7 separate regions of the Mus musculus genome follow, and all the other regions are linked to region 1. The links are chromatin loops, found by intact Hi-C in ENCODE. Cell type or tissue: left cerebral cortex. All regions are shown on one strand. Links, peaks and the distances in the headings refer to the core of each region. The heading gives the core; the rest is flanking DNA.

Evidence for each region. Peaks named below come from ENCODE experiments on the same cell type or tissue, not always from the same donor. Only the 100,000 strongest peaks of a DNase experiment are listed, where the experiment ranks them.
Region 2: a loop joins it to region 1, with 2.6 times the contacts of the local background. A loop is called at or near these places in 3 of 42 quality-filtered maps.
Region 3: it touches region 1 in a loop (3-fold over the local background); 3 of 42 quality-filtered maps call a loop at or near these places.
Region 4: a loop joins it to region 1, with 5 times the contacts of the local background. A loop is called at or near these places in 3 of 42 quality-filtered maps.
Region 5: a loop joins it to region 1, with 2.5 times the contacts of the local background. A loop is called at or near these places in 4 of 42 quality-filtered maps.
Region 6: a loop joins it to region 1, with 2.1 times the contacts of the local background. A loop is called at or near these places in 3 of 42 quality-filtered maps.
Region 7: it touches region 1 in a loop (2.4-fold over the local background); 3 of 42 quality-filtered maps call a loop at or near these places.

Annotation. Positions count from the first base shown.
Region 1 is chr10:13,584,804-13,589,379 of GRCm38, reverse strand. No RefSeq gene overlaps it. Among named protein-coding and RNA genes, the nearest start is that of Pex3, 34 kb to the right of the region's middle. In left cerebral cortex, for the core only: a CTCF peak has its summit at 2,280; DNase peaks (open chromatin) are centred at 1,291 and 2,342; H3K27ac peaks cover 2,114 bases.
Region 2 is chr10:13,842,637-13,847,212 of GRCm38, reverse strand. The region is part of intron 1 of Aig1 (androgen-induced 1); the gene reads left to right. Among named protein-coding and RNA genes, the nearest start is that of Aig1, 24 kb to the left of the region's middle. In left cerebral cortex, for the core only: no CTCF peak of the experiment used is centred there; DNase peaks (open chromatin) are centred at 2,130, 2,509 and 4,213; H3K27ac peaks cover 381 bases.
Region 3 is chr10:13,967,515-13,972,090 of GRCm38, reverse strand. All of the region lies in intron 1 of Hivep2 (human immunodeficiency virus type I enhancer binding protein 2), which reads right to left. Among named protein-coding and RNA genes, the nearest start is that of Hivep2, 3.4 kb to the right of the region's middle. In left cerebral cortex, for the core only: a CTCF peak has its summit at 2,859; DNase peaks (open chromatin) are centred at 2,899 and 4,250; H3K4me3 peaks cover 2,453 bases; H3K27ac peaks cover 1,419 bases.
Region 4 is chr10:13,780,519-13,785,094 of GRCm38, reverse strand. The region is part of intron 3 of Aig1 (androgen-induced 1); the gene reads left to right. Among named protein-coding and RNA genes, the nearest start is that of Aig1, 86 kb to the left of the region's middle. In left cerebral cortex, for the core only: no CTCF peak of the experiment used is centred there; DNase peaks (open chromatin) are centred at 2,161, 2,590 and 4,358; H3K27ac peaks cover 510 bases.
Region 5 is chr10:13,672,962-13,677,537 of GRCm38, reverse strand. The region is part of intron 4 of Aig1 (androgen-induced 1); the gene reads left to right. Among named protein-coding and RNA genes, the nearest start is that of Pex3, 120 kb to the right of the region's middle. In left cerebral cortex, for the core only: a CTCF peak has its summit at 2,283; DNase peaks (open chromatin) are centred at 2,310 and 2,659; H3K27ac peaks cover 294 bases.
Region 6 is chr10:13,682,634-13,687,209 of GRCm38, reverse strand. All of the region lies in intron 4 of Aig1 (androgen-induced 1), which reads left to right. Among named protein-coding and RNA genes, the nearest start is that of Pex3, 130 kb to the right of the region's middle. In left cerebral cortex, for the core only: a CTCF peak has its summit at 2,390 (motif pointing left); DNase peaks (open chromatin) are centred at 915 and 3,179; H3K27ac peaks cover 1,077 bases.
Region 7 is chr10:13,830,203-13,834,778 of GRCm38, reverse strand. All of the region lies in intron 1 of Aig1 (androgen-induced 1), which reads left to right. Among named protein-coding and RNA genes, the nearest start is that of Aig1, 36 kb to the left of the region's middle. In left cerebral cortex, for the core only: no CTCF peak of the experiment used is centred there; DNase peaks (open chromatin) are centred at 535 and 1,954; H3K27ac peaks cover 137 bases.

The DNA of each region.
Region 1 (4,576 bases), core at 273-4,272:
AGTGGTTTTGTAGGTTAAGTGTGCTTTTATTGGTCATGTGTATGTGGCTCCATTTAGATGTCTCCTCTTGTGGTTGGGGAAGGATCCTTAAAGGAAATGGGACTGATGTTTACAGTTGGGGACCGAGAGATTTGGGATCATGACATAAGAATTTGCTGGCGTGCCTCACAGAGTAAGCCTGATTTTCAGGGACAGGCTGTCTTTGAACAGATCTATAGAGCCAAGTTCTGCTATGAGGATTCCTAAACATAGGCAGAGACACGAGAAGAAACAAAATCAGAGAGATCACAGAACCCTAACTCAGGGTCAGACAAGTCAGTGCTCATATTGCATGCATGTTGGGAAATTTTTTTAAGAAAATAGCCTTGTTCTAAGAAAGTTTGAAAATAATTATTCGGGGGTCAGTCTTTGAGACTTTGAACGGGTGAGCATCAATAGAACCAAATGATTCTTAGGGCATCTACTACGCAATGTTCACTGTCCTAGTTGCTGGGTAAATCAAAAACCACCTAGATTCACCATGAGTTCAGGGCGGGACAGAAGCGAGAATAATCCTGAGTTACTAATCACTCTGAAACCACGCGTATATGCAGCTCCTAGGGGCTGTCTATGATCATTCGCTGAAGCAAGGGCTAATCACACTTGCCAGCTAAGACCCAAAGCTCTGCAGACAGGAATCTGTTCCCCTTTCCCCCACTTCTTTCTACAATTAACTTGCCACTATCAATCGTGGTGAACCCAACCATGCACACAACCTGACCTGGGACCTAGCTGCTTTGAGCTCAGAGCAAGATGAGATGGTGCATAAGGTCAAGAAAATGAATAGTTTACGTCACAGTAGAAGGAGGGGTTTCATATACCTGTTCATGGCCATACACTATGCTGAATTCAATGCTAACACAGCGTGTTAGTGTAACTCCTCTGATTTTATATATGATAGGCTGGAGAGGAGCATCTGAGCCTGCTTTGCTTGTATGGGGAGGAGAGGTGGGAAAACACAGTGTTGGACGGGAGGAGGGGATTGGTGGAGCCCCACAGGCCAGGAGTTGGGTGGGGGTGAGGCAAAAGCCACAGCTGATGGCCAAGCCAGAAGTCCTCACTTAACACTCAGAACTAGAGTGTTTTAAAATCTGAATTTTTAATTCCTCCACTGTCTCCACTTACAGCCACAGAGCTTTAGCAAGCTCTCTGGCAAGGACATTGCGCTGAAGAGTATTTGAGGGAAGGAACCCTTCATCATCTCCCCAAGGGCTGAAATAACCCAAATGTGAGGATTTGCATCACTCTCCCTGCTATGCAAATCAGAGAGAAGCCTGCTGGGTGCCCTTGTTTATTTTGGTAAATGTGTGGGCAGTTGAAGGGAAAGGGGCTGTTTAAAATGTATGTGAAACTTTTAGTTTCAAGATGTTAAACTCTGCAAGAAGCAACTTAGATTCCTCGGGAATAAAATAAAACCTTACTTCAGAACTATGTAAGGCATAAACATACTTATGCTCTTTAAGGTTTTATTTTAGGTATATAGGAGTTTTGCCTGCACATATGCCTGTGTGCCGCATGTGTGCCCAGTGTCCAAAGAATGGAGGAGAGTGTTATCTAATCCCCTGGAACCACAGTTAAAGGTCACACTGAGCCACACTGCGTGTACTGGGAATTGCTCTTCGAATCTCCAGAAAAAGCAGGCAGACCTCTTAAGTCCCGAGCTATCTCTCTGGTCCCATATTTAAACGCTTTAAGGCCATGTTGTTAGCAGTTTGAACAAGGATTGGGAACATTTTCTTCCAAATGTATAAGATAATATGCCTCACCTGAAGGGAGAATATGTACACTCCTGTGTTAAGCATGCTAGCCCTCAAATATCATAATTCTAGGTCCTGCCTCTCTTGTCCCTTCTAAGCGTGTCCATGACTTCTGTTCATCTAATCTCAATGCTTCAACCAACCCTGGCTTCAGGATATAGAATATATCTGGAGTTTGCCTCCTGTCTCTGAGATTTCCCTCACTGTATCTTAGTTCCTGATGATTGCTCCTTAAACTTTTCCTTGTTTCCCATTAGTTGAACTACTCACTATTAATGCAAATTGGAATGACAAAAAAATGCCATTGAGAGGCACAACTGCTTCTCCTATACATAGCATCACATAATTGAATTACACGAACTTTGAATAACAAGTTGTTATTGATATTAGTTAATTTTCTGTTGCTGTGATGAAACACCACAAACAGAAGACATTTACAGAGGGGAAAATCTATTTGGACTTACAGTTCCAGGAAACAAGGGTTCACTGTGGCTAGGAGGCATAGCACCAGCAGGGGTGGCGGCTGTTACAGAAAGCTCACATCCTCAGATGAGTAGGAGCAACTGGAAATGGTGGGAATCTTTAAACTCTCAATGCTTGCCAGCAGTGACTTACTGCCTCCAACAAAACCACTCCTCCTATACATGCCCAAACAGCACCAATGGGCACTAAGTGGTCGAATTCCTGAGACAATAGGGCAGATGCTCGTTCAGAGCACCACTGTAGGGAAAAACAAACAAAATAATAGGTGATAAATCTATTTTTTAAAAAATGAGACTGGGGAGATGGCACAGCAGTTAGGAGCACTGGCTTCTCTTCTAGGGGTCCTTTATTTCATATCTGGTATCCATATGATGGCTCAAACTGCTTGTAAGTCCAGCTCTAGGGGACTGGAGGAACTCTTTTGGCCTCCATAGATACCAAACATACATGTGGTGCACAGACATACAACATATGCTGGCCAAACAACCATACACATAAATTGCAATAATATATTTTAATTTAAAAAATAACAGAATGCATATGACTAGAAATGTATTCAACCAGATCTAAAACTATTGTTAGTTAGGTTTCTGCACTTAAAACATCCGGTATTGTCCATGTGATGAAACAAGTAGAGAGCCATGGGACGAAACAAGCTTCTTCAAGGAGGCACAAGTACATATGGAAGGTTAGTGTGTGTATGACAGAATTGTATATTAAATTTCCAAGCCAAAATGGGGGAAACAATGTGGCCAGTGGAAAAAATAAATGAAATCTGCATCTTAACCAAATACAAGAATAAACTCCAAGTGGATAAAAGTCTAGACCTAATAACCATTTAGTGCTTATAACTACCAGAAGAAAATAAGGGTGAATTACTCTTTAATCTTGATATGGAGAGCCCAAAACATCTAGAAAAAAATATGAAAGACTGAAAACTAGAGTTCCATAAAATTGAAAAGACCATGTACAAAAATCAAAAGACAATTGACACATGAGGAAAAATATTTGTAATATATACCACAGGCAAGGGATTTTGAGCCTTAATACTTAAAGAACTCATGAGATAGCACAGACCAAATTATCAAGCACAGGACCTAAATAGGTGTGCATCACCAGGTCTTCTGCATATATATATTAGGTCTTCTGCATATATATTAGGTCTTCTGCATATATATTAGGTCTTCTGCACATATATTAGAGCTTTTAGCTTAGTGTTCACCAAACAATTCACCAAAGGCCATAATAGGGAACTAATGATTTATTGTAGGTGCAAGGACAGAAGATTAAATGTTGACTGGGTTTATCTATACAAATGTTCAAAAACTTCAATGCTAACTTAGTCACGAGAATTATAGTTTTCAATTTTCAAGGAACCTATAGAGCTAGTGACAGAAAATAATTATCTACTTAGACACCTATTCTTGATGGAAATACATGCAAACCTCCCTGTTGTAAATTTCTTATTCAATTTATGATTTAAATTTATGTTTGAACTTTTAGTGGACATTTGTTTAAAAAAAGGGGGGGGTGCTTGGAAAGACCATATGATCTATTCTTCTAGAAAAGGTACAAACTACGATTAAATTAGGGCAGAAGAAAAGAGCAAGACTAGGAGAGGGAGGAGGAGGAAGAGCAGAATAGAGTAACTTAGAAATTAAGAGAACATATAGTCTAATAGGTTTTTCAACTTTACTTTTCCTTGGAAATGAAGATTAGAATCCTTTTTTAAAGTGTCTCCCTTTTTTTCTCTTCCTAAAAAAACTTTCCTGAGAGACTTTCAGAGGCTGACAAGGAGTTTAAAAAACTCTCAGTCTGAGGATCCTATGCAAGGCATTCCTGCAGAGAAAAGGACAAAAGAACCTCGTTACATAATTCTCTGCTGTTATACAAAGAGTATCAGTGATTCCAGAGACTGCACATTCTGGCCTCAGAGTAACTTAAAGATAGGTAAACCTTTCTTATCAGAACTCTGGAGCTGGCCTCCAGCAGGTGGGAAAAAAAGGAGGAGGAGAGGGAGAGAAACTATAATCAGGATGTTTTATGAGAAAATAATCTATTTTCAATAAAGGTGGAAAAACAGAATTTGTGAACAACCAAAATCAGTAGAAAAATAAAAATAATCATGCAAAAATAATTTTAATATATTTCACTTATGCATTCTATATTTATAAAATGTTTATACATTTTAAAGTATGCATAATATTTCGTGAAATAAGTAAGCACAAACCAAGACTGCCGCTCTTCTCACCTATCAGATAAAATTAGTTTGAAGTACAATACAATTTTAGTGGCAG
Region 2 (4,576 bases), core at 258-4,257, 260 kb before region 1:
TACTTTATTATAGTTTTAACTTGATTTTTTTTCTGACTACTTAAATTGTTTCACATTTTTATTTGTTTCATGGCCACTTGAGTAGCCTGTGCTGTGAAATGCCTGTTGAACTTTTTGTCCATTAAAAGAAAGTTAAGTTGTCTCACTTTTAGTTTCTGGATTGTGAAAAACTACTTTTAAATAAAGGGTAGGAACCCTTTTCAGATACATAGAGTAGTCTACTTCTCCACATCTGTGACTTACACTCTATATGTGTGCTGTCTTTGTGTGTGTGTGTGTGTGTACGCGTATGCATGCGTGCATGCACGTGCACATATGTGTGCCCATGTAGGCATATGTGTGCACATGTGTACTCATGGATGTGTAGGCTGAGGTTAACCTCCCGGTCATTCCCCAGGTGCCACCATGTTGTTTGTGAGGCAGAGTCTCTCTTTGCCCTGGGGCTTGCTGATTAGCTTAGGCTCTCTGGAGGTCGTCCTCCTGTCTCTGCCTCAAAGTACTGGGGTTACAAATGTGAATGACAAGAGCAGGCTTGTCTTATAGACTCTCTGGAGATGGAGCTCGGTTCCCCATGGTTGCAAAGGAGGTGCTGTGCCAACCAAGCCCCCTCGCTGGCCCTATTTATGCTCTTTTTGGATCAGCTGAATTTTTTACTTTGTTGAAGCCAAATTTATCAATCTACTTCATTGCTGTGGGGAATTTTTTTTTTTTTTTTTTTTTGGTCTTTAATGTAGTATTTATCTTATGTAAGACCATGAGGGAATTTCTCTATGCTGACTTCCAGAAGTTTTGTCATCTTACATTTATATCTGTCCCTCAAGCAGTGTTTTTGTGTATGGTGTGACGGGGGTCTGGGGTCATTGCTTTCTCCCATGCTCCCATGAGCCTCCATTGTTCCCTAGTAGCTTTACTATGAATCAACGTCTGACTTCTGATCCCCTCGTCTATTTCCCTATCCTTGCACAAATGCCACACTTTATAGTAACTATGTCCGTAAATTCAGGCTTGACGTTCCATCATGTTAGTCCTCCAACTTTGTTCTTAAAGATTATCTGTAGGCATAATGTTTTTGCACACTGTGTAAAGATTGCCCTGTGCCATTCTAATGCAGATTTCTCTGCCCTCATATCTTGTTTCAATCTGGACACAGCATTGCGGTGCTTATACCAAGAATTTCTTGTCTCAGGTTGGTTTAAATAACTCTTAGCATTTATCTTCCACCTTTTCAATAGCTGATCACCCAGTGGCTGTGTAGAATAGAGAATAGAGTGGGGCATCCGCCAACCAGAGGAAAGGGAAAGGGAAAGGGAGAGAGGGAGATTCAGATCAGCCAGAAGATGGAGGATTTGGAGCCATGAGGAAGGGGTCCAGAGAGAGAGGGGGGGGAGGGGGAGGGGGAGGGGGAGGGGGAGGGGGAGAGAGAGAGAGAGATCATGGAAACACATCTGAAGCCCAAAGAGCCAGATTAATAACATGCAAGTATCATGGGATGGAACTGGGAGACAGATTATCAAGCAGGCTAAAGGTAGATCATTTAGCTGCTCGCTATTAAGGTGCAGTTTAAAACAAATATTGCTTTATCTGTGTCTTATTAGGGATTAACCTAAAGTCAAGAAATACAGCGGCCAATTAATTTGCTGTTTATATTTATGTTACAAATAATTCATTTACAATTATCTTCATTATTGTGGCCTGTTTCATTTCCATTTAATGTTAGAATAAGCTTGCCAAATTTTAAATAAAGACTTTAAGCTATTAATTGGTATAACAAAGAAACCTTAAACTATAACTTAGGGAAAATGGACATTTTCCAACATTGTTCTTCCCAGCAATGTAGGCTATTCCTCCATCTCTGTGGGTGGTCTCTAACCTTGCATGCATAAACTCTGTGATTTTTCTTTGTGGAGGTCTTGCTCATTTTCCAGCAGCCACTTTCCTCCTTGGGTCCTTTCTCTTTACTAGCAATCAAAATGTTGCTTTTTTGCTGGCATCCTTAGCAGCCCATTAACAGAGAAACTATTTTGAAACTTGAAGACAGGAAGTGTCCTTCACCTTGAGGAGGAGGTGTGAGCTCCTTTCTGTTGTTTGAGGTGTTGCTGAATGTCTTGTCCAGATGGAACCTTGGATGTCCTTACAAGGAGCAGATGTGTGTGGGCAGAGTGTAGCTTACTATATCGAGAAGTGCACTGAGTGTCTCGAGGTATCACATACAGTTAGCTGAATGAAGAAACCAGTGCGTGCTTTAAGTATCTGATCCATGTTCATTGATACTGAGCAAATGACCGTTCCTAAACAAATGGATCATGTCTTTTACATCCTTCCTACATCTTTGATTTCCTAGTCAGTAGAGCTGACTTAAATAAAGAAAATCCCTTCAGGAGGCAATGAGTCCTACTCAAATGACTGGAAAATATACTCTTTAAGGGGTAAAATATTCTGGAGTTGCCTCTAGTTGCTATCTTTTATTTCCCATCATGCTTTAGGAATAAAGTTTTTCCTCACTGACTTTAGTCTCTCAGCTCCAATTCCCATCCCACACTGGCTCCTAGCCTTGAAGGCCTATTAAACCTGCACTCAATATCAAGGCGTATAGCCCTTCTACTTACCAGAGCCAGTGGAAAAAATGCCCCCCTTTTTTTCATTTGTGGCTGTTAAACTGTCCTCTGAAGGTCCCCTGCCTACCTTGGCATCTCTCCTCTCCTGGTATTTCTGTTCCACAAGTTTTCTTCTGGCTGTTTTTAGGGCTCTCCTCATGCCCTTTATGCAGATGTCCACTTCACATTTCCTGTTTCATGTGGCTTTCTTGATTGTCAGCATTCTGTGGATTTTGGTGTCTGGTCTGGAACTATCTAAGCATCCAAGTGAGTCCGTCCCTTCATTTCAGGGCCCTGAAGACTCAAAAGGGAACACACACATCATAAGGAAACTCCAGTGAGCTGTTTATGTTTGGCGATTGGCACCTTTTCCACCGGGCCTGTGTATTCCTCGCCTGTCTGCGTCTGTGACAAATACCAGAGAGAAGTAACTTCAAGGTACTGATGATTTAGCTCGCTCAGGATGTTAGAGGTTTCAGGTCCTCGTGATGGAGAGAGCATTGCAGCAGTTTGCCAATTGGAGTGAGTCAGGAGAGAGGGCAGGGAGTGGGGAGTGTGGGCATGGGCTTTTCTGCCCTTTGTCCTTTACATCGTCTGCTGCCCACACGTAGGGCAGGTCTTCCTAAGCCTACTTTAATCCTTAAAGTGTGCTTCCATAATCTAATCCCTTCTAATCCAATCAGGCTGACCATCAGGATTAGCCATGGGTTTTCTTTGTCCACTTGCTAACCATGTCCATGGTCAGCATACTGCTTTAGGCTTTCCCTCAGTATCCTTAACATCTCTGTAGCCTGCCTCCTCTTCTGTGTATCAGTCACCTTTTCTCTCTTCCCACATAACCCTGTACCTGGCTTGCTTGAACTACTTCCTAACTGGCCCGTCTGTCTTCAATATTTGGACCCTCTAGGCCAGGATCAGTAGGGTTTCTACAGTGGGCTGCTCCTCTGTCTAGCTCACCAATAGGCCAGTTCTTCCTTTAGCACAAAGACCTTTGCTATGGCTTTATAAACTCGTGATGACACAGTATCACCTCCTGGTGTTTCCAGGCTCATCTCTGGACATGGCTTCCTTCCCATTCCTGTCCCTTGCTTTACTCTGCCTCTTCCTTCCCATTCCTGTCCCTTGCTTTACTCTGCCCCCCCCCCCCGCTCCTTGTTTTGCTTTTCCCAGAGTAGGCTGAGCCTTATTTCTCACTCTCCTCATGTCATTTGTCAAGTCTCAGCTTAGATAGGACATGTTGTAGGGGAAACATGTTCTCATCCACTACCTCCATTACTATGTACCATACTGTAATGTGTTATATACATCGGCCTCACTGTCAACTCAGCGAAGGCAAGGGACATATTTGTATCATCCTATGGTGTTTTTATAAGTAGGGACCGTGGCAGGCTCTGTGGATGCAAAGATGAAGGACTTTTGTCTCAGCCCACAAAGCTCTCACAATGTGAAAAATGAAACGAACAGCAGCAGGTGTTATCATGCCATTTGATGAGTTCTGTATGACAGGTGTTTTCAAGAAGTGGTAAGAGGAGCACCTTCGGGGTCAAGTGAGTTCTCCTGAAGTGTGTTCTGGCATCCCTAGAGAAACGGCGCGTAGAGGATAATCCTGAGAGTGACGATCACCTCCAGAAATAGCCCTGGCAGCCCTTCAGTCAGTTTGCCAGCTCATCTCCAGAGAATGTTCATTGGCTCTTCAGATGCAGAGAACTGCATGGGAATTAAGTTTTAACAAACAGTAGCTCAGCATGTAGATAAATAACACGTGGTTAATGGAAAAAAATAGCACAAAGGTGCATTTTCAGGGTACTTAGTTGAGATTTGAAAGAGTAAATATTTTGTCCTGTGTGCTTCGGGACTCTCTGACAAAGTCCTGTGTGTAGTGTCCAAATATGGTGACTTTGTCTGAAAGTACAATTGTAAAGCACAATTTGCCTTGTATGATTTCAGTCTGATATCTTTTAAATATGATGGATTCCATAAAA
Region 3 (4,576 bases), core at 362-4,361, 380 kb before region 1:
TTCCAGTAATAAATAAGATGGAGATTGTGTTAATAAAATGATACAAGTGAAAGGAAAGCTATCCTCACAAGTCTTTGTTTCCAGTTCTTTTCCTTCAACATTATGTTACTCTGACCCCAAATCATAGAAAATCAAATGCTGACATTTGCAGTCATGTAAATAAATTATCTGGAGAACTGTAAAGCTTCATTCTTCACTAGTTGTTGAGAAACACATAGTTCATACATGGCTCCAAAGATTAATTGGTTACTTAACACAAAGACCCTGATTTAAAAAGCTCTGAATTTGTAGTTATTTATCAATTGGATCAATAATACAGGCTAATCCAGCTTATTAGAGTCCCCAAATAAATATTTTTGAAATATAAACTCCGTATGACTACAAATAGTAGTACAAGCTGAAGTCAGCGCATCCAGTGCCATTAGAAACTTCCATAGGGTCAGAACCGATTGACTGATAAACAAACACTACAAAGGAGATGTCTGTTATCCATCTTCATCCAGCCCCAGGACATTCACTTTCCAACAACCATCTTCTAGCCTGGCCAATAACATGGCCATCAAACAGCCTAATTTGCTAGGAGCGGGCCTCATTTCTGCCTGGTTGGATAATCATTCATGCGGTCACAACCTGCCTAGGAGGAGGCCTGACCCTCAAGGTCTGGCCTTATCTTGTTATCGCTTCTCTCTTGCTATCAGCCCTCCACCCCCGTTGGCTTGATTTCAGCCCCAGAACACAGGGACATCTCCCAACCTCATGACAATTACATTGTTCTTTCAAAACTTTCCCATCCTCTTTTCTTTACTTGACTCTTGCTTCCAGACCAAGGTGACAGAAACTCAATCAGCTCTGGTTCAGTTCAAACACATAGCCAACCAAGGCCCACGTTACTGGATCATCACAGAGAAGTCAAATTTGAATGGGGACAAGAAACACATCCCCTTTGTGAAGCTTTAGATTAGGTCACAACAATTTAATGCTAAAATAGTTTTCCAAACGACCTAAAAGCTGTCTAACACCTTTACCAAATACTGATTTTTCAAACTGTTTAAGTTTTACCATAACAACACAAAGGCAGCACCGCTCTGTTGTGACACCAGGAACCAGTAAGAAAGTAACACCATTTCTCAGACATTTCCTTCAAGCACATACAACTTTGTTATCATAAAAGCCTTCCTATCGTTTTTTTCTTTTTTAAAAAAAGACTTATTTATTTTATCCATATGAGTACTCTGTTGCTCTCTAGACACACCAGGAGAGTACATCAGATCCCATCACAGATGGTTGTGAGCCACCATGTGGTTGCTGGGAACTGAACTCAGGACCTCTGGAAGAGCAGTCAGTGCTCTTAACAACTGAACCATCTCTCCAGCCCCTCCCTATTGTTTTTTTTAATACTCTATGTTCACCCACAGTTTCAAAGAAAAACCCTCACGAAAGCATCAGCATTAGTGAAGACCTTCAGTGACTAAAACACACCCACTTAACCTGCACAGTTTGAGGTTCCAGATGAAACCCGAACTCCAGGAAGCAGAGTTAGCAAACTCCCTTGGCTCCTCTCTCTGATGCCACTCTAAAAGTCACAACACCAACATACCAAGGCTTAGTCAAACCACAGACCCACAGTGAATTCACATGCAACTTCGTAAATGAGAAGTCTAATTCTGAAATGTTCAAGTAGAGGTATACAAGAGAGCCACTTCTCCACCTGCAGGTCTGATATAAAGGACTAAAGTAACAAAAAGTTCTCCCTGCATTGGTGTGAAGTAATGTGTGAAAACTGTATGATAGCTAACAGGAGAGGAGCAAGCCTTTCGACCCACAGCACATATCCAACTGCTGTGAGCCACATTCCCAGTATTAGAACAGTCACCACGCCAGGTTACAAATACTTCACATCTAATACTGCGCCACACTTTCACCATGCCAAATATTTTCTACCAGTCTTTCCTATGTTGAAGTTTTCAAAGTAAACTCTGCTAGCTACAGGTACCAAGTCAAGAGCTGAAAAGAAACACAAATAGCAAACTTATTATTTGTTGTTGTGGCTGAAATGAAGTCCTTAGCGCGCGCACACACACACAAAGACATACACACACACAGAGACACAACACACTGCCGAAGTATAAAATAAAATTCATCATTTTACCGGAATAAGCATAGGGCACTCAACCTGACTTCTGAATAATGTCACAGTGCCAACAGTTCAAGCTGACACATGCGCTATTACTCTCCAAGGCACGCCTGCGTATATGTTGTCTTCTGTTTTGTTTCATAGTAACAAGAAGATCTGTAAATGCATCCCATGGAAAGGGAGCTGATCAATCAAGAGATTCTGCTAGGTAACCTTCCAATGTAGCCAAACAGGACCATTTCCTTATGTGACATGTTACCAGAAATAAATTCTTCTTATGGCATTTATTACAGAAATGTTTTATCTATGTCAATACTATTTTGCCAACCCCCCATCTAACCAGTTAAAATATAATCTGTCTTATATTTATAGTATATAACAGTACATATCCTAAATCTGTACTATCATTAATATTGACTACCATCCTCCTTAACTGTCCCAAATCAACTTTAATCTACTTAATTTTAAGCAACTTTAAATACATAAATATTAGTTGGTACTAATAATTAATCTAATAAAATACAATCACTGAAACACATTACAGATGTCAATTGTGTTATGCCCCTCCTATTCTCAAAGCAAAAAAAACTATATTAGATAATTTTCAAAAGAGTCGGCCCTGTACTATTTATTTTATCATAACATTTATTTTAATTATATATACTGTAATCATAATGTTTTATTTTTCTGCACATGAGAACTATACTGCCCACTTCAAGCCTAGTGGTCAAAGAGATTATGACACTCGAAGCACACTGTCCGTCTGTGGATATTGCAGACTCCCTGACTGCTTGGAATAAGAATGCAGTTGTAACCTGATATCACGACTCGTTAGGGCTCCACCAGAATTTTCTCTTAGCAATAAAAAATGAGTTCTACCTTATTCACATGCACAGCGTTCCAGTTTTAATAAAACTGCTGGACCCGCATCCTAAAACTCAAACCCAGCAAGCCCATTATACAACCGTCTTAGGTAACTTGTAACATTGTATCTTGGCATGCCTATAAGACATATAAGCAACCAGGCATTCACAGATCCTAACACATTTATGTATGTAACGATATGTGAATATATCTAAAACAACTTGGTTTGCTCAAGGACAAATAGAATCATTATCACTAAAGGAAATGGGTCTAAAGTTCCATGGCCTTTTTCTGGGGGGGGGGGTACTGAAAATGTAATTAGTATGAATCTTATTAATACTTCAAGTAATTTCTGGGTTTGATTATTCAGGCAAAAGAAACTGCTGAAGAGAAAAAAATAGCCCTCGAAAAGGACTCTGCATTGACAAGAAGAAGAAGAAGAAGAAGAAGAAGAAGAAGAAGAAGAAGAAGAAGAAGAAGAAGAAGAAACAAAAACAGCCCTCCTGTGAGTTATTGAAGTCTTGCTTTGGAAGTGGAAGAAAGTACCAATATAGTTTTTAAATAGAGTTATTTTTAAAATGGCAGAAAAGGAAGAACGAAAAAAATCAGTTCAATTTTTCTATTATAATGAAAGGACCGGAAGCAAGCCTCTCTGTGTTCATTTTAGGCCTAAATAACTGTGCAGAGCATAAGGGTTTTGCAATGTCAGTTGCACACACAGCTTCCTGTGTGAATTCTAAGCCATTACAGGTGTCCTGGGGTTTCCAGTGTAACCTATTATCAAGAGATTCCTCTGGTCGCCTCTATGCTAACCCCTCTGCCCTCTGTTCTCAGCCCAAGCACGTTTCTGCGGGTCTCCTCCAGGCGACTGTATTACAGACCCTTTCTCTTCTCTGCGTCTCCGAGGTGAGAGCGCCCACTTTCCCTTGGCGACGCAAGTCAAAAGCTTTCGCATTCAGAGGACTAGTTCCTGCAGTCCTTTGCACTTAGATGCTTTCAAGTAGGCGACTGAGGAACCACTACAAGAGACCCTGCTTCCCCTCGGTCTCTTCCCCACTGGGAGCCGCATCCCTGCAGCACAACATCCAGAGACCCTCTCCGACCTTCTAGCCTCCACAGAGACTGAGCGTGGAGGGTTGGGGTCGCATTTTCTCCTGTCCTCTGCTGCACTGGATATGTTATGTAAGAGGGACAGGACGCGGGAGGCACATGCGTATAAAGCGCACCGATCTGTGATAACAGCTGGGATGGCAAGGCTGATCTGGAGTCGTTCCCCCACCAAATACGACAGACACATCACCCTCACCACACACACACACACACACACACACACACACACATACATAGACGCTATGTTTTCCTGTCTTAGCCCTACCAGCACCAGACGCACAGAATGGAAAGGAGGGGGTTGGGGGTGAAGGGAGGTGAGAGGTGCGGCGGCAGCAGCACATCTGCTTTGATAGCAGCCAGCAGAGCCGCCGCGGCAGAGAGCCCCTCGTTAACCCCCTTCCTGTGGCTGCACCACGTCATGGAACATTCCCGGAACGGGCCAACGTTCCACCCACTTCAGGGAACAGA
Region 4 (4,576 bases), core at 380-4,379, 200 kb before region 1:
TGTGTGTTGTGTGAACTACATACATGAGTGTGTGTGTAGAGGACTTGTGTGTGTGTGTGTTGTGTGAACTACATACATGAGTGTGAGTGTGTAGAGGACTTGTGTGTGTGTGTGTTGTGTGAACTACATACATGAGTGTGTGTGTGTAGAGGACTTGTGTGTGTGTGTGTTGTGTGAACTACATACATGAGTGTGTGTGTGTAGAGGACTTGTGTGTGTGTGTGTTGTGTGAACTACATACATGAGTGTGTGTGTAGAGGACTTGTGTGTGTGTGTGTTGTGTGAACTACATACATGAGTGTGAGTGTGTAGAGGACTTGTGTGTGTGTGTGTGTTGTGTGAACTACATACATGAGTGTGTGTGTGTAGAGGACTTGCTCCTTAGGAGCTGTTCACCTTGATTTTTGAGACAAGGTCTCAAGGCTAGGCTGCTTGGGTGGCAAGCCCCAGGAACACACCTATCTCTTCTTATACAGCAGTAGGATTACATATATTCACCTCCATGATGGCCTGCCTTTCTTCTTTTTCCCTCTCCCTCTCCCCCTCCCCCTTCCCCCTCCCTCTCCTTCTCTTTCTCCTCCTCTTCTGTCTCCTCTTCCTCCACCATCTCCTCTCTTCCCCTCCCCCTTCTTAGGAGTTCTAGAGAACAGAGATCTGCCTGCCTACAAACCCAGCACTTACCAATGTACCCATCTCCAGAGTCCCTGTAGGTCATTATCTTATTGAAAGACTTCTTTCCACATCCTTGCACAGGTCCCAGTTGAAGAGGGGCCTCCTTACCAAAGTCCCAAGTAAAGATTTTATGAACCCTATTCTAACACAATGACACTTTATCATCTGCTTTTAAGGCTGAGGTTTCCTGCATCTCTCAGAAGTGCCGGAGCGTTAACCATATGTGGGGTACGACTGTATCTGTTAGACATTTTCTATTTTCTTCAGTTGACTTTATACCAATGTAGATGATTAAAGGAAATACAATCCTTACAGAAAACTCATTCCCCTTAGAAGCCAGATCTGCCTTTAGCAATTTACATGGCACTTTCTCTTTTAGAACTCATCACTATTGAATTCATGGTGGTTGTCTTAGTTAGGGTTTTACTGCTGTGAACAGACACCATGACCAAGGCAAGTCTTATAAAAAACAACATTTAATTGGGGCTGGCTTACAGGTTCAGAGGTTCAGTCCATTATCATCAAGGTGGGGGCATGGCAGTATCCAGGCAGGCATGGCACAGGAGGAGCTGAGAGTTCTATGTCTTCATCCAAAGGCAGCTAGTGGAAGACTGACGCCCAGGCAACTAGGGTGAGGATCTTATACCCGCACCGACAGTGACACACCCATTCCAACCAGGTCACACCTATTCCAACAAGGCCACACCTTCAGATGGTGCCACTCCCTGGTCCAAGAATATACAAACCATCACAGTGGTCAACCCTGGCTGGCTCAGGCATCACCCTCATAAGATCTGATGGATTCAGACTGGGGGAGAGGAGCACACCACCTGGATTTTTAAAACGTTCCCTCCTGCACATGGCTTTTGAAGCACGGTTGAGGACCATTGAATTTATTTGCCTCTGTAACATCCTTGAGGTTCAAGGAAAGAGACTTATTGAAAGAACCATAGAGGTAAGACACCTTGGACACAGCTGGAGCTAACTGAATGGTAGTGGTGGCAAAGAGACCAATAGCTGTGATGGAACACCCAGCCACACTCAACTCTAGGAGGCTGGTTAACAAAATATGGCTTCTTTGCCTTGATTTCTATGGGACTAATATACTGGCACCCTCTCTAGATTGTAGGAAAAATGAATTAATATTACCACTTATTAAAGATTAAAAGTATACTCTATGTGTCAATTGCTATTAATCCTTGAAAATATTTATGGAGTTCAATGGTCTGTAACTAATTAGAGACTGCAGTTAACAGGGGATATGGGTTTCCTCAGCGCTACATGAAACAAAATATAAATCTTTTATATAACTCTATTTCCCCTAGAAAGGTTTTTTTTTTTAACTTGTCAGAGGGATTTTTAAACTTTTATTTTATTTTCTTGGATCCCACTGCTTTTCCATAAATCCTATAAGCAGAATTACAGTGACGTGAGTCATAGTCTTAACACATTTTTGGAGGTTCTCCCGCCAATGCAGCTTAGACTGGGGGAGATTCCTGAGAGCAGTGTGCTTGGGAAAGCATGGGTGGGAGGAGAGGGAAGGCAAGAGAGGTGAGAATGAGGACAGAGGAAGGGAGAGAAGGGGGACAGGAGAAGAGAGGAGGGAGACGGAAGGAAATGGTCTGCTTTAGATCACATTCGTTTTTAAACTTAACGACAATAGAAAGGTGCAGCTTTCCCATTCCCCTAGCAATGTGTGTTAGGCAAGCCTCAGATTTTTTTTTTTTTTTATGAGCTAGCACTTGTAACTCAAAATAGTTTCCCCACAAAACTTTTGCTACATAAGTGGTAATTAATTTTCAAGGCTAGCTTATACATTCCTTCTATTCTGTCTGAAGGTGAATTATTTGGGCGCTGGCAGTGCTTAACACTAGACTGAACAGTTGAAATGTGGTAGACGTGAAGAATATCAAAGAAATAAATCAGTCGTTGGAATCCCTAGAAGTTTTCAACATGAACACTGGCAGTGGAGGGGAAAGAGCTGTGATGTGAGGAGGAGTGGGAGGCTGTGCAGATACCTCGTGTGCTTATTTGCAAGAGTCAATCCTCGAGAACCGTGTCTCATTTCTTCCCACTCTGAATCTTGATGGGCGAGATGTCATCTGCCCGATGGTCCTTGGCATTCACGCAAGCAGACAAGGCAGAAAGACCCCTTTCCCCTGTGAAGCTCCTCCGTGGTTGGGAGAAGGGAAGTGCAGTCACGTGGTGATGATGACTGTGATTTTTCCATCTTTGGGTTTCCAACCCAAATCAGATTCGTATTGGAAGAATATTAAAGTTCATGCCGATTTACAAGGAGTTATGACAACACTTATCAGATACATTTGATGAGCGAGGACCTGCTATGAATCAAGTACTCTACCTCTGCATGGACAGTCCCAGGGGCTTCCAATGAGCAGCACCGGAAAGCTTCCATGACACACTCAGGATACCACAGAGCAGAGAGACACACAAACAAATTTGTTTCTCCTACTCATGCTGAAAGGGGGGAAGCTTTTCTGTGAGCTGTACCATTGCAGGGTTAGTAGGAAGTGGGTATTTCTTAGTTTGGATTGTATTGCTGTGACAAGACACCATGACCATGTCAAATATTATAAAGGCAAACATTTAATTTGGGCTGGCTTACAGTTTCAGAGGTTTAGTCCATTATCATCATTGTGGGAAGCATGGTAGCATCCAGGCAGACATGGTGCTGAGAGTTCTACATCTTGGTCTAAAGGCAGCAGAAGGAGACTGTGTGCTACGCTGGGCATAGCTTGAGCATAGATGACTGGAAAGCACTCCTCCATAGTAACATTCTTCCTCCAGCAGGCTCGCATCACTTGTGCCGCTCACGATAGGTCAAGCATTCAAACACATGAGTCTATAGGGGTCAGACCTAGTCAAACCACCAAAGGTTTCATCAGAGAAACCTCATTCTCTCATCATCAAAGAATAAGGAGGACTCATAGTAAGAGACCAGACCATTTATAAAGGGGTTTCCTCAACAGATAACACCCTTATGCCTGAGACTGTTCTGGGTGCTGATTTGTTTCCTTTTAAGGAAAATTATAAGGGAATGCTCCAAAGAGGGAGGAATGATGTTGGGAATCTTTAGTGATAAGATGATTTGAAGAGCAATTTCTATTTATGTTGGGTATAACTGAAAGAAGAGAGAAAGGTGGTGGGGGGGGGGTCATAGAAATATGGTTAGAAAATAAGCAGAGGCTCTGATCTGTAAGAGCCCAGTGCACCAAAAAGTTGTCTAGGGGTTTCTCCCAAGAAACGAGAGGCTAGTGAAGGTCTTACATGAGCAAGATATTTGGATGTGTGTCTGCTGGACAGACAGAGAGAGAGAGAGAGAGAGAGAGAGAGAGAGAGAGAGAGAGAGAGAGAGGAACTGCATGTGTGGTGTTAGAAACAGCACTGAAGTATGATCCTCCCGAAGCTGACCTGCGGAGAAAGAAGGCACTGCAGTCACCCAGGGAAGACATTTATACCCTGTGTCCTGACTAGAAAGGTGCAGATTCATCCTACCAGCTGAAGGCGGGTGTGGGGAGATTTCTGGGTAAGTGAAAGATGGTTTGGACCATTTTTTCCCAAGACACCTTTCTCTAGGATTGAAGGAGAAGATCTGAAGAATACAGGCAAGATTTGAAGAGGGAGAAAGGGCTAAGGATGGAGCCTTGGCTAGCGCCTACACTAGGGGTGGGTGGAAGAGGAGGTGGTGAAGAGAAACTCGGAAGGAGCCTTTGCAGGGACTGAGGAGTGTCTTGGGAGGAAGGTCTATCTATGCAAAGCCATGAAGGCGAGTGTTTCCAGAAAGAGTGAGGCACAAGCTTCCTAGGCTACAGAGGTATAGCAGCTCGCACAGCTGCCAAGTGTGTGTGTGTGTGTGTGTGTGTGTGTGTGTGTAGACCAAAGG
Region 5 (4,576 bases), core at 270-4,269, 88 kb before region 1:
GGCTTCCTATTCCCAGTAGCTTATTGGAATTGTCCCATAAGTGTCTCCCATCCTTCCAAACAGTGATGTTCTGATTGTAAGGACTATGCTTCCTCTGTTTGCTGCTGTGGCATGACCATCTAGCACAGTGGTTCTCAACCTTCCAAATGCTGCAACCCTCTAATGCTGTCCCTCATGTTGTGGTGACCCCCAACCATAAGCTTATTTCATTGCTACTTCATAACTGTGATTTTGCTACTGGTATGAATCATAAGGTAAATATCTGATATGCAAGATATAGGATATGTGACCCCCAAATGGGTCTCAACATACAAGTTGAGAACCTCTTTTCTAGCTTAGGGACTTTGATAAATGCAGAGATGGATGAATGGACAACATAAACAAATGCTAAGGTTTGATGACAGTCAAGTAAGAGACTTGCAGTCGTGTGGCTAAGCCTTTCTTTATGATGTGACATGATGTACATGTGAGAAGGAAGGCGTGGCGTGACTTAGTGGGGAGGAATGGAGTAGTTTCTCTCCATCATCTGTTTGTAACAATTACCAACATATGATCAAACTTGTTTTAGCTATAACTCTTCCTTGCTGCGTTTGTTTTCCAGAGAAATAGTTTGCATGCCACAAATCCTCCTTTAACATTGTGCAATCAGTCCATGAGCCTGTAGGCCTATCGTTACTCTAGCCCCCAGATATTTGTACTATCCCCAGAAGACTCCTTTTATGCTTTAGGCTTCAACTCCTTATTCTGTACCCCTCTAGCCACTGGCAGTAACTAGTCTGTTTTTACTCTACATGTGTTAGACTGTTCTGGACATCTCACACAGATAGAACACATACAGTTTGCTCCCTCCAATGAATGACCAGCTTCTTCCATTTAGTGCATTACAGATTGAATGAGCAATTGCCTACTTTTCAGAGCTGGGTGGCAATTCATATACAGACCTACCACATTCCGAGTACATATGTGTATGTGTGAGTACATGTATATTCCTGTGAGTGTGTGCATTTGGGTGCAAGTGTGTGTGTGTGTGTGTGTGTGTGTGTGTGTGTGTGTACCAGAAGAGAACCTAAGCAATTGTTCCTCAGGAATCATTTATCTTGCTTTTTTAAAAGTCTTTTTTATATTCATGATGCACTTGATGATATACAGGGGTGAGCAGTGCACCCAGGACTTGCCATACAAATGGAAAAGAAAGGATGGCTTTAAGAAGGTTGCTCTTTCTGTCAACCTTTCCATGTGTTCCAGATACTGGACTGAGAGCATCAGACCTGAAAAGCAGGCCCTTCACCTGCTGAGCCATCTTTCTAGGCCCAGGACAGACTTGTGAGCTTCCTTCCTCGCCTCTTCAGCACGTGGTTTTCATCCTGTACTGCCTCAAAAACTAGGATGGCCACAAGTGTTTTACTTAGGGTTTTGCTGCTGTGATCAGACACCACAAATAATAAACGTCTTATAAAGGACAGCAATTAACTGGGGCTGGCTTACAACTTCAGTCATTATCAACAAGTCGGGAACATGGCGGCATTAAGCCCACACCCACAGGCACACACCTACTCCAATGAGGCCACACGTCCTAATAGTGCCACTCCCTGGGCCAAGCATATACAAGCCATCACAACATACAAGGAGCTGACCAAGTAGTCTAGGCTGGGCAGCCAGCAAGCTCCAGGAATCTTCCTGTCTCTACCTCCCAGCTGGTGTTACCAGGGCAGACTTTATTGTTTTAAATGTGAGTTCTGGTGGAAATAGAGTTCTTATGCTTGAGTAGTTAGTATACATAATGCTCAACTCTCACCACTGCCAAAAATACCATATTTTGCTGATGCATTCTTCAATTGATGACCAACTTTCTTATGAAAAATTTTTTGAATAATGATGGAGCTTTGAAAATATCAAACACACGAGTTGAGAGAGAGAGAGAGAGAGAGAGCACACTGGTGGAGAAGCAGTGATGTCATAACACAGAAAGCGCTGGCTGAACTTAGAGGCTCCCTCTGCCTTGTCTTCAGAGCTATACATATCAGCTCTGTTCAACTACTTGAAATTTCATGAACTCACCTTTGAGACATGTTATGTCCATCCCTCTGCCTGAACTATTTCCTTCTAGGCCTTACCACCACTCTAAGTCTATTTTGGAATCTCACATAGTAGATTTCGTACTCCAAGAACATTTCTCTGACATATGACTCACCTGTGGTTCCCAATTTCAGGTACTCTCACAACATGTGCAGTAACACGGCTTTGATCTACCTACACACCACACTACACCACCACTAGGCTGTGATCTCATGGGCAAAAGCTATGGCATTCCCCACATGTGCCATGTGGCTTGGGGCAATGCCCAGTGTCTGGAAGGAGCTTGCTAAGTTGAAGTAATATTTGAACAAAGGGATAGTGTACACTGTCAAAAACATCAGTCCGGATAGGCATCACAGTACACACCTTTAATCCAAGCACTTAGAGGCTGAAGCAGGAAGATTATCACATCAACGCCAGAGAATGAGCTTGTCTCAAGAAAAAAAAAAAAAAAAAAAAAAGGAGCAACAATAACAATACTCCTTTGAAACCTTGAATGCTGAGAAAGAAAAAGGGCTGAGCAGATGGTGGCTGCCTTTTCTACGTGCTGGCGGTTGCATTTCCTCAGAGAAGAATGTGTCTTAAAAAAAAAAATAAGTGAGAACTAGCGTAAGTGATGTTTGTCAAAACATATTTGTCTTTCTAGAAAATGTCGCGAATGAGTCTTTAGAAATGATTAAATTATCAGCTCTCTCATTTTCTTTCTTTGTCCACACTGTGTACTCCACACTCAGTGATAATTTCTAAACACAACTGAAATAGGCTGTTTGCAGAGCCACACTGATGGAGAGATGCACAGTAGGAGCCAGGATTTCCCATCTAACCGATCACTAGAAATAGCCTCAAGAGGACTGTGGAGATGGGTCCCTGGGTAGAGTCCTTGCCCTGCAAGCAGAAGTCTGAATCCCCAGAAGCCACAGGAGGACAGATGTAGACATGCACGCTTCTGTAATTTCAGCAGCCTTGTGGGGAGCTGGGAGGTGGAGACAGAAGCATTGCCAACAGCTCACAGGCCAGCTAGATTGGTGTACTCTGCAGCAAACAAGACACCCTGTCTCAAAAGGTAGGATATGAGGACAGATATCCAGTGTATTCACTCACATTGTAACTCACACACACACACATGGGAAATAATAGAAGAAATAGTCTCCTAACAGACATTAGAAAGAATAAAAATGGTGTCTACTATTTACTAGTAATTGGTCTGCCCCCATCACCTTCAAAGACCGGTTAACTCAGTTAAGATTTTTTACTGTGCACACTTATAGAAAATCAAAGTTTTTAAGTACATATTGAACCCATAGAGTTGTTACCTAGACTTGAGTAAATGAAATAGCCACACACAGAAAATAAAATTAGGTTTATAACACTGTGCACTAAGTCTTTGAATGGAAGTTCCCTTCAGGGTGTCACTGTATAGAAGTAGCTGATGCACAGATAACTAAGTGAACTTGATCTGTTGAATGAAAGCAGGCAATAGTCTCTTTCTCAGTTCACTTTCAATAGCTTATTTCTCAATGTGTGATTCCTTAAAGCAATGGTGTAGTTTGTTTTCATGAGACAAATATTGGGATGTGGCCTTGAATTGGCTCTCACTTTGAACTCAAAGCATATCTTAAGGCTGATCCAATGATGAGCAAACACAGAAATATTGTTCCTTCAGATCACCACGTTTAAGGTGTTCATTAACCTTAATCATCAGGGCTCTTGGGAAGAAGCTGCAGGGCCAACTTTGACTGGTCCTGTGTTGTATGAAGCTTGCTAGCATCTAGGAAGCATCGAGCTCACACAAAGGCCAATCAGGGAGGTTTCCATGGTAGCAGCCTTCTTTCTTTCTTTCTTTCTTTCTTTCTTTCTTTCTTTTTCTTGTCGGCACATTTCTAGCATAGATCAGATCTGAATACTCACTGTGCTACTGCTTAATGAAAAAGAAATGGAATATTGATAATGCCAGCAGTCAGGCCTGCTTTCCAGGTGCCACACCAAGGAGAAGCAGGATTATCTGCTCAGCTTTCCTTTTCAACCAGTGATCCGATAAGGAGGCCTGGTGTCCCTTTGATCTTGTATGTTAATGACCTCCAGTCATCTCCTATTATTGCTATAGAGACAAATGGATCTGCATGAGAAGTACAGCTTTGTCATCAAGGCTGCCTCTTATAGTAGACAAGCTTGTAAGTCTCTGCCAGGGAGAAGTCAATGTAGCAACATGGAAAACCAAAAAGACAACATTAAAGAATGAAGGTGCTCAGTCCCTGCTAAGTCCGCGTATGTATTCATTCTGCCCAGATTCTCAACACCTGGGTTTTCTCATGGTCCTTATTACCTAACATCAATGCATTGTGGAATCACCTCTCTCTCGTTGTAAATTAATGATTTCATCTCTTAGCCACAACTATGGGATGGACTATGTAGACTTCTTATTCTACAAGAAGTCAGTAGGGAAGTTAAGGGCTACTCAGTCATCCAACCAAAGAGGACTTACCAGGGCTAAACATCGTCC
Region 6 (4,576 bases), core at 377-4,376, 98 kb before region 1:
CATTAAAAAAAAAAAAAAAAAGTTAACTCAGACGTCAGTGTGATTTCCCTTTTACGATCCAGTCCCAAATGGTTTCAGGTCTGAAGTCTACGTCCCACCGAAGTCAGCCACAGACTCCTGGGATCCTCCTTGTTTTTCTTGTTGCCACCTTTCCGTGTCTTCTCAAGCTCCCGCTGAAATGAAAGCAGGAGCTTTCTCCTTACCTGCATTATCTTCAGACACACTGAAGATTTTTGACAAAAAGATGTACTGTAAAAAATAATCTTCTTAGACATGAGAAAAAATTAGAATGAAGGTGGAAATCTAGATCATATTAAAGTCCCACTCAATAGAATGCCTCCTCACCAGCTGAGTCAACCTTTACTGTCATCATTAGAAGGTTTCATTTCCTCCTGCTCGACCTGAGCCTTTTATTCCCCCCATAGTGGCCTCTCCTGTTGACTTTTATGTCTTTTATAGTACTTTTGGGTTTGGGGGGACTGTTTTGTTACGTTTTTCAGATTTTCCGGTAGTAGAGTCCAGGGTTCAAGCCAAAAGTGTGATACCTTGGCTAGTGAAGAGGTAGCTAAGGACTCCCTTCCCACCGTCAAAGCAGCTCACTCTCCTCCAAGGCCCTCTCCCCAGCTCTCCCAGCCTAGACTGGTAAGGGGCAGTGAGTGCCCTTGCTACTTGACTATGAGTTCTGTGGAGCCTCCTGAGAAGGAGGTACCTCTCCATACTCATAAAGGCAAGCACTGGAGAATCCTTGGTGACTGTTGATGCTGAGGCTGGAATGTGGTCTCAGGACCTTCTGTATGCCTCACAGCTGAGCCGGGAGGGATACAGCAAGTAAGGGAGGGGCAGCCGTGGGACAGGCCACTGTCCTTCCGTTTCTGTCCTGAAATAGATAAGCTGCAGAGGAAACTGCTTTACCAGAGGGAAGTCTGGCACTGAGGTATCTCCATGGCCCAATGACAAGTGAAACTTTGAGACAAGAATTTTCCAAGAGCAAGCAACCGAGTATGTACTGCCATAGTCAGAGGTCACGGGAACTTTGGTTTTTGCCTCCTCTAAAATGGGAACAAACATCTGCCTCTCAGAGTTGTGGAGACTAATGAACTCATAAGAAGAGTCCCTCATGAAAGTCTTTCATCTCTCTAAGCAGGAAAAATAAAAAGAATCCTGCATGTCTGCAGAGTCTCTTTCTCTTTCCCAAACAGCGTTTTTATTTTCATTCTATGTCCTGTTCTCATGGGCCTTGCTCCTCTTTCATGGTGATTGTCTCTCTGAATTCTCTATTGAGAATGTTGAAAGCATTTTTTTTTTTTTCTGAAACGTTCCTATGGTTCACGTATTAAGTTATTTCCAGAGCTCAGCTCTCCCTTGGGAGCCGAGAATGTCATTGCTTTCCCATTATCCCAATCTGCTCATTTTTTTTCACAAGTGCTTTGCCGAAAAAGCATTGTTTTCTTGGATTCTAACAAGAAGCCTGTGTGGACAACTGAGAATTTCCCACCTGACGGTGATTTGCCCCGGGTCCCTCACAGTGTTCACCAGTGTGCGGGTCACATGAGTTCCTTAGCTCTGCACGTGAACTAAGAAGGCCTGAGCATACTGTCCATGCCAATCCCCAGTACTGATTGTTCAGTTCCATCCTCTCCCACCCAAAAGGGCTGGTTCTCAGTTGCTCTCCGTGTCCCTGGAGAGCTAAGAATTAGAGGCGCTGTTGACCTTGCCTGCTCACAGATAACTTTCCCTGTGAGCCTTCCTCAGCCTCTCAGCTCCCTCCAACCATCCTGTCACTAAGGTTGCTTTCCCCTTGGCTTTCGGAATCACTGACTGAGTGGATGCTGCCGTCTCTTTGATGCAACCTGCATCTCTGTCTACCCCTCTCCCTCATTCCCCTTATGCCTTTCACCTTTTATTTCAGGACAAGGAAGGGATCTAACTGGCCACCTCTGCAAACATTTTTTTTAGTGCCCATTTTCTCCTCCCCGGCAGGGAGTCTCCAAACCTGTGCTCAGCACATACCCCCTCCACCCAAACTACTCTGTAACCTTCCACTGATGACCTCATTCCTTGATGACTTTAGTCTCCCTTCTAGACGCTTCCAGTCAATATCTGAACCCATTTCTTGACTCTGCCTTACAAACACTGCTCTTGTACGAACAGTCCCTGGGCACCTACCTGCTGCCCAGTGTGTCACAGCTGAGCTGCTCTCACGACTTCCCTACACCATATTGTATCCATTCTCACATTCATGTTTAAAAGTCAGGACACAGGGCCTGGAGAGATGGCTCAGCGGTTAAGAGCACGAACTGTTGTTCCAGAGGTCCTGAGTTCAATTCCCAGCAACCACATGGTGGCTCACAACCATCCATAATGGGATCTGATGCCCTCTTCTGGTGTGTCTGAAGAGAGCAAAAGTGTACTTATGCATAAAATAAATAAATAAATCTTTAAAAGGAAAAAAAAAAACAGTCAGGACACTGTACTGTTTGGAGAATGAACTCCTGACTCTGACTGGCTGAGCCTGAGTCATGTTCCTAATGTATGACTTGGGATAGTCATGTGACCCCTCTCTGTCTCATTCTTCTTATCTGTAGACTAGATGATTAATAGTACCCATCACCCTCAAAAGACTGTTGGATCACTATGATAATATTAATGTTCAGCTTTGCATATGCCCAGAGTACATATTGTTACTATTATTAGCCCACCTCAGTGTGGCTTAACTGTTCATTAGCAAAACCTGTACAGATGTCACAAGACATCACCAGTGACTTTTGTTCATTGAAGTTGCACATGCTTTGTAGGATCTCTATTGTTGCATTATCCCTACTTTTCAAAACACCGTCTTCCTGTAACTTCAGGACTCTTGTCAGTCTTCCCACGAATATCTCCCATGTCCGAGGATCATGGCAATCTCTCTTAGTTTCTTTGTGGTCTTTTTCCATCTACACAAAACCCCATATTGGAGTTCTTCAGTGCCCAGTGCCAGCTCCTTCACTCTCCCTGAGTCATCCCGTCTCTTCTGTGATCATCAGTTCAGAAACTCTCCTAAGCATATGTTATATCTACTCATTTAGCAATTACAAAACCGCCTCTGGCCATACCTAAATTCCCTATCCCATGCACCAACTTGCACCCCCTCCCCCAGCCCCAACATCATCAGCCATCCATTACTCATACCAGAAACACACCAGACATCCTGAAGTCATCTTTCCGGTGTCAACAACAGGCCACCAGTTGCTCAGACTTGTGCTTCCGAGGCATCTTCAGAAGCTTCACACTTCACTCTGCCTCCGGGGTTCAAACTATGATCCGAGCTCCAGAAGTGTCGCCTGAGCTATAGCATGAAGCTCCCACCCCCTGCCATCCCCCTGTCTGTCCACAGACGGTTTTTTAAAAAAATGATCTGAGTGTATAGACATCTCTTTGCCTCTATGGATTGAGTCCAAAATTCCTTACACCCTTTAGGCTACTCTTCATTACCTGGCCCTGCTGACGCTCTGGCCTCCTCCTCCTCTTCTTCCTCTTCTTCCTCCTCCCCCTCCTCCCCCCCTCCTCTTTCCTTAGTTCTCCAGCCACAATACTATCCACCTGCAGCCACTCTGTCAATCACAGTAAGTGCCCCTCATCTCTGAAGCTTTCCCTTGCTCCATATTCCATGGAGCTCACTTCTCCCAATGTAGGTCTGCCGTTGTCACCCGTCGATCAGGCTCCAATCCCTGCATCTTGTTTTCAGGGAGCTTTCCTTCTCTCATGCCCCTTATTTGGTTCAGTTTTTCTGTGGGGCATTATTGTCAGCTTTTTTGCAATTCCATCAGGGGACTTCAAAACTAGCTAGAGTCATGGGGTCTTGATTTTTGTTTCAATACTTGTTCTCAAAGTCCCCTCCCTTCGCTGTCCAGAGTAAAAATCTGTACCTGAAACCTTAAAGAAAATAGACACCCTCCTGTCTACAGGTCCTAAGTGTTGATAATCTTTAGACATGGCAACAGTCAGAATAGTACAGAAAATAGGCTTACATTAGCTTAGTGAGAGAAATCGCGATGCATGTGTGTGTTACATGAAAGTAAAGTTTGGAAACTGAATACACACATGATATATATATATATATATATATATATATATATATATATATATATATATATATATATATATGATATCAGATACTTTGCTCAATAGTAGCCACGTAAAGTGTCTACAATGTCCCCGCTATCCATTTCTCTGAGATTGAATTTCAGCTTTATTGTCCCTTTTCCCACCTGCCTGATTTACTTAAATTGCCAACAGAAACTCCTAAACTTCCAGAAGAAACCCCAAAGGCCACAATCTGCTGGAGTGACAACCCAGGCGGGAGGTGATCCAGTTTAAGCACTGGAAACATTTCAAGTAGAAGATTTTACTTACTAACAGCCTCTCGGCTTCCCTGTGGTGAGCTGCATTGGGCTTCTGAGACCAGGAGAGCACTGGAAGTCTCAGAACAGCTCCTCTAGTGGGCAGCAAGTGAGGGTTTCTGCGCCTTCCTGTACAGTGGCTCCAGGCCTGCAGAGGCTCACTATAACAGAATGGCTTCCTCAAGCAGCAATAA
Region 7 (4,576 bases), core at 361-4,360, 250 kb before region 1:
AGTTTTTGTGTGCCTTGTACACTTATTTGGAAAGTAATCTTATACAATATTCTTAATTGATTGGCTCATAAAACACCATTTACGTATCGCAGATGAAGGGTTTTAGATTTAGAAATGATGCTGCAGATTTGCATTTTGACATTGACCCATCAGATGACGTCACGTACGGTGTCACTACCCACTGTGCCATGGTGACGCTCAGATTTTTCTCACTGTGACTGAGAATTTCTCATATGAGTAAGTAAGGTATGCTTCATCTATGTAACTAATAGTTATAAGAGCCTTCACATCTGTATCTGAAAAAGACTGACTCATATATTTACATGAAAATCCAAATATTTTATGTTAGTTCATCAATTGAAGGCACCAAGTGTACCATTGACTGTATCCTAGAGCTTTTACATGAAGAATAGTAGCGAATTCCTGCATGGAAAGTATGATGGAAATCTAAATTAGGCCTTCTTCCTTGCGCCTGTCTCCCGGGTGAATTTCCTTATTCTGTGGGTTACATAAAACACACGAGTGAGTTCCAGATACTTACGCTTCATTGGCACCAAGCCAAATTTCTATTTTCTTTTCCTGTAGAAAAAAAAATGATGCTGTCGGATTTTTGCACATAGTGCACCACTAGGTTTTTTGAGCTCACCCAACCCTGCACTGATTACCCGGCCCTTAAAATTAGAGGGGCTGAGTTACAGGGAAAGGATTGAAATAGTAGCATAGGATACGAAAAAAGATGAACTGAAACACAATAGAGAAAATAATAGAGTTTCAACCTACTCAGTGATCAGTTATGAAAGTTAAATATTATCAACACAACTGGAGCGCCTATGTTCCTCTTATGGCCTCTTCTTTTCCAGAAGTACTTGAGTTTAGTGCTGTTTATGTAGTTTTATTTGTGTGTGCCTGTTCGAGTGTACACCACATGTGTGTGCTCCCAGAGACCAGAGAGGGCGTCAGATCCTCAGGAGTAGACAGGCAGCAAATTGTCTCAAGGCCAAGCCAGCCCTCCAGTCTGAATTCAGTGTTATTGATCTCTGGGTGTTTCTTCCTGCTCACTGCACGTGCCCGTACCATGTCCTTATATTTGTTTCATGATTTATTTTAATAGTGTCAAAATATGCCATTTCCTGCCTCTGTTTTTAGTTCACTATTTTTTTGTTGCAAAGATTGAAACCTTTTTGTTATGAGGTGAGAGTTTTCTTGCATAAGTCGAGCATAGTTTATTCAGTCCACTATTTAAAAACAACAACAACAACATGTCATTGCTTCAACTCTGGTAAAGCAGTGCGAGCTGACGCTGACTTTCTCACATACCGAGGTTTCTTTAGGGCAGTGCTTCTCGGCCTTTCTATGCTGTGTCTCTTTAATACGGTGGGTGAGCCCCCAATCATAAAATTGTGTGTCGTGTTGCTTCATAACTGTAACTTTGCTATTGTCGTGAGTCATAGTGTAAATATCTGTGTTTTTCGGTGGTTCTAGGCGACCTCCATGAAGGGGTCATTTGATTCCCAGTGGGGTGTCAACCCACAAGTTGAGAACCGCTGCTGTTAGGAAACTGAGTCACCAGATCAAGAGAGCACGGCAATCTCTACACTATTACATCTCTGTTGTTATTCACAGTGTTTGTCTGAGTTGCATTCCCACAATGAGCTTTCTGGCTGAGTTAGAATTATTTGTATCTCTATTTTGATGAGAAAATGCTATCTCATTGCAGCTCTCATTTGAATCCTCCCTGGTATTGGTCACACAGGACACTGGATGTTGACCAACAGTCACAGAGAATAGCACTCCCTGGTGTGGTCATCAATGCCTCGCCCACACTCTGTGAGGGCTGACAGGGAGCTGACAGAGATCCAGACATCTTTAGTCTTACGATATGACTTGAGAAATTCCCTAAGCATAGAGTTGTTCTCTGACTCATCTCTGGTGATCAGAACCTGATGCTTTGCACACTTCTGCTTCATTTCCACTTGTGGCAATCTTCGAAGCGCCCGCTCTGGCTATTTATACAGCAACAATAGACTGGAAGTCATGGAAACTGAAACCAGTTTAAATTCTGAGTAAAACTGGAGCATGACTACTGCTTTGGTTGACTAGTAATAGCAGGGTTTGAGGGAGCTCCCCAAAGCCTACGCTGCTAACAACATGTGTGCTATGAGGCTGAGCTCACAGCTGGAAACAGATGTTTCTAGGAACTTTCATCGCCTTATTCTGTGCTCAAGTGAGGGACCATATACAAAACTTCTACAGACTTCCCACTGCCAATGTGGGAATGCCTTTTCCCCTCGCTCAAGTATTTGCCAAGTTCTATAAGGTAAGGAGAATTGTATCGCTTAAAAATAGGTCATTAGCAAATTATTTCCACTTGAAGAAGTCAGAAGACTTCTTAATCTACCTTTGGTGTAAAGTAGGTAAGATTGGACCCAGGGATCATATTCCTGCCCCTTCTAAAGTTTTGTTTAGCTATGTCTTGGTATGCTGCCCGGTTGCACTCAACATCCACAACTTTGACCCTAGTTCAGGAAATTGACAAATTATTGGTTTGTTCTATTTCCTGGTTCTCACCCACCATGCTCTGGCCCAAGGAAAGTGTGGCCGTTGTGAATGATTCCATTTGTAATTGATTTGGGAACAGTAAAACGGGTAACTGTAGTATACAGTGGTCATAGCACCTCTACAGTACTGTGGAAAGATTTGATTTCATAAGTACTAATAACCTAAGTTAGCCATTTAATTCAGCATCTAAAATAGAAATTTGTTCCAAATCAGGGTGGATTTTTCTGTTTAATTAATTGAATTCTTTGTCGCCAGCTCTCACTCCTGTGGCAGACAAATGCCTAAGTCCAAGTGATTAGAACACACAGGACAGTCTCCCTGCATTTGGCTCATTCATCTGCCCCCCCCCCCCTGGCATTTTCTAAACCTCATCAGTGAGTAGAAACAGACCTCAAATGTGAACTGTGAAATAATACCTACCCCACTTAGATAATTAAAAATTTTCCTGTTGAGTCTATGTAGGGATGTGTGTGTGTGTGTGTGTGTGTGTGTGTGAGAGAGAGAGAGAGAGAGAGAGAGAGAGAGAGAGAGAGAATGGGGAGGGAAAAGAATGTCTTAAGAAGAATGAAAATGAAAGTAGTGGAGTCCTTTTTTTTGTTTTTTGTTTTGTTTTTGTTTTCTTTTCATTTTGAATCATTTATTCAAATTCCCTGTTTTGGCAGACTGATGGCAGGTCTTTTAAGGTAGCATACTTTAAAATCTTATCTCTGAGAATTGCATTTAGATATTTTGATTATATGTGCCCTCATGCTCCTTCCAACTCCTCCTCATCTGTCTCCCAACTTTTTATACCTCACTGTCTTAGTTACTTTTGTAGTGCTATGACTAAGTACCATGATGAAGATAACTTATAAAAAAAGAAAGCACTCCACCAGGCTTGCTTATAGTTTCAATGAGTTTGTTCACTGAAGTAGTATCTTAGAGCTTATATCTGATCCACAAGCAGAAAGGGGGGGGGCAGAGAGAAATACACAGAGAGAAAGATACAGAGACAGGCAGACAGAGACAGACAGAGAGACAGATACAGAGGGAGACAGATAGAGAGAGACAGAGACAGACAGAGACAAAGAAAGACAGAGAGACAGATAGAGAGAGAGACAGAGAGATAGACAGAGATAAGGACAAAGATATATATATAGAGAGAGACAGAGACAGAGAGAGACAGAGAGAGGGACACAGAGAGAACTCACTAGGAATGGTATGAGCTTTTGAAACCTCAAAGCTCATCTCCAGAGATATACCTCCAACAAGGCCACACCTCCTAATCTTTCCCAAAAAGTTCTACCAGTTTCAGACCAGGCATTCAAATGTATAAGCCTATGAGGCTCTTCTCATTCAAGCCACCACAGCCATTCAGTCACTTCTGCTGTTGTGTGCGTGGATGTGTGGCCATCCACTGGAGCTGGTTAAAATACCAGGGGTCACATCCCAGAAGGAAACTGATCCGCCCTATCCCAGCAGTCTTCAATTGCTTTAGCTGAGGGTATGGCTGTATGAGCCCCTCCCCCATTTATGCTGGAATTTTGACTGGTATGATCTTGTGAAGGTGTCTAGCAGGAGTGCAATAGCTCTGTCATGTATGGAAGGCAATGCTTTGCAGCAGTCCCCACCCCACCCCATCTCTGACAATCCTCTCAATTATCTAAAACTGTAAATTAATTAATTAACAAACATATCTAGTTTCCATTTATACGGTGAGCTCTGTAATTAGGCTTTGTATATGTTCTCTTCAAGTGTCATAATACATGCATGCAGCTGTCTTTGTGTTGTATTTAGTGTTGTAGTAAATATTTAATCTCAATTGGAGGTTTCTACCCCACCTTAGATCATTCAGTTCCCAGGTAAAGGACACAGAACATAATTATAATAAGCCTTAATAGCACTAGAGCTGGGCCGAACCTTATAAACGATTAGTATCTGCTATATTTACAATAATCACAAGTTATAACTTGTCATGTTCCTTTGGGCCACTCTTAACTCTAATTGGTCAGCCCTCATGGGCATGCTTTCATGACTC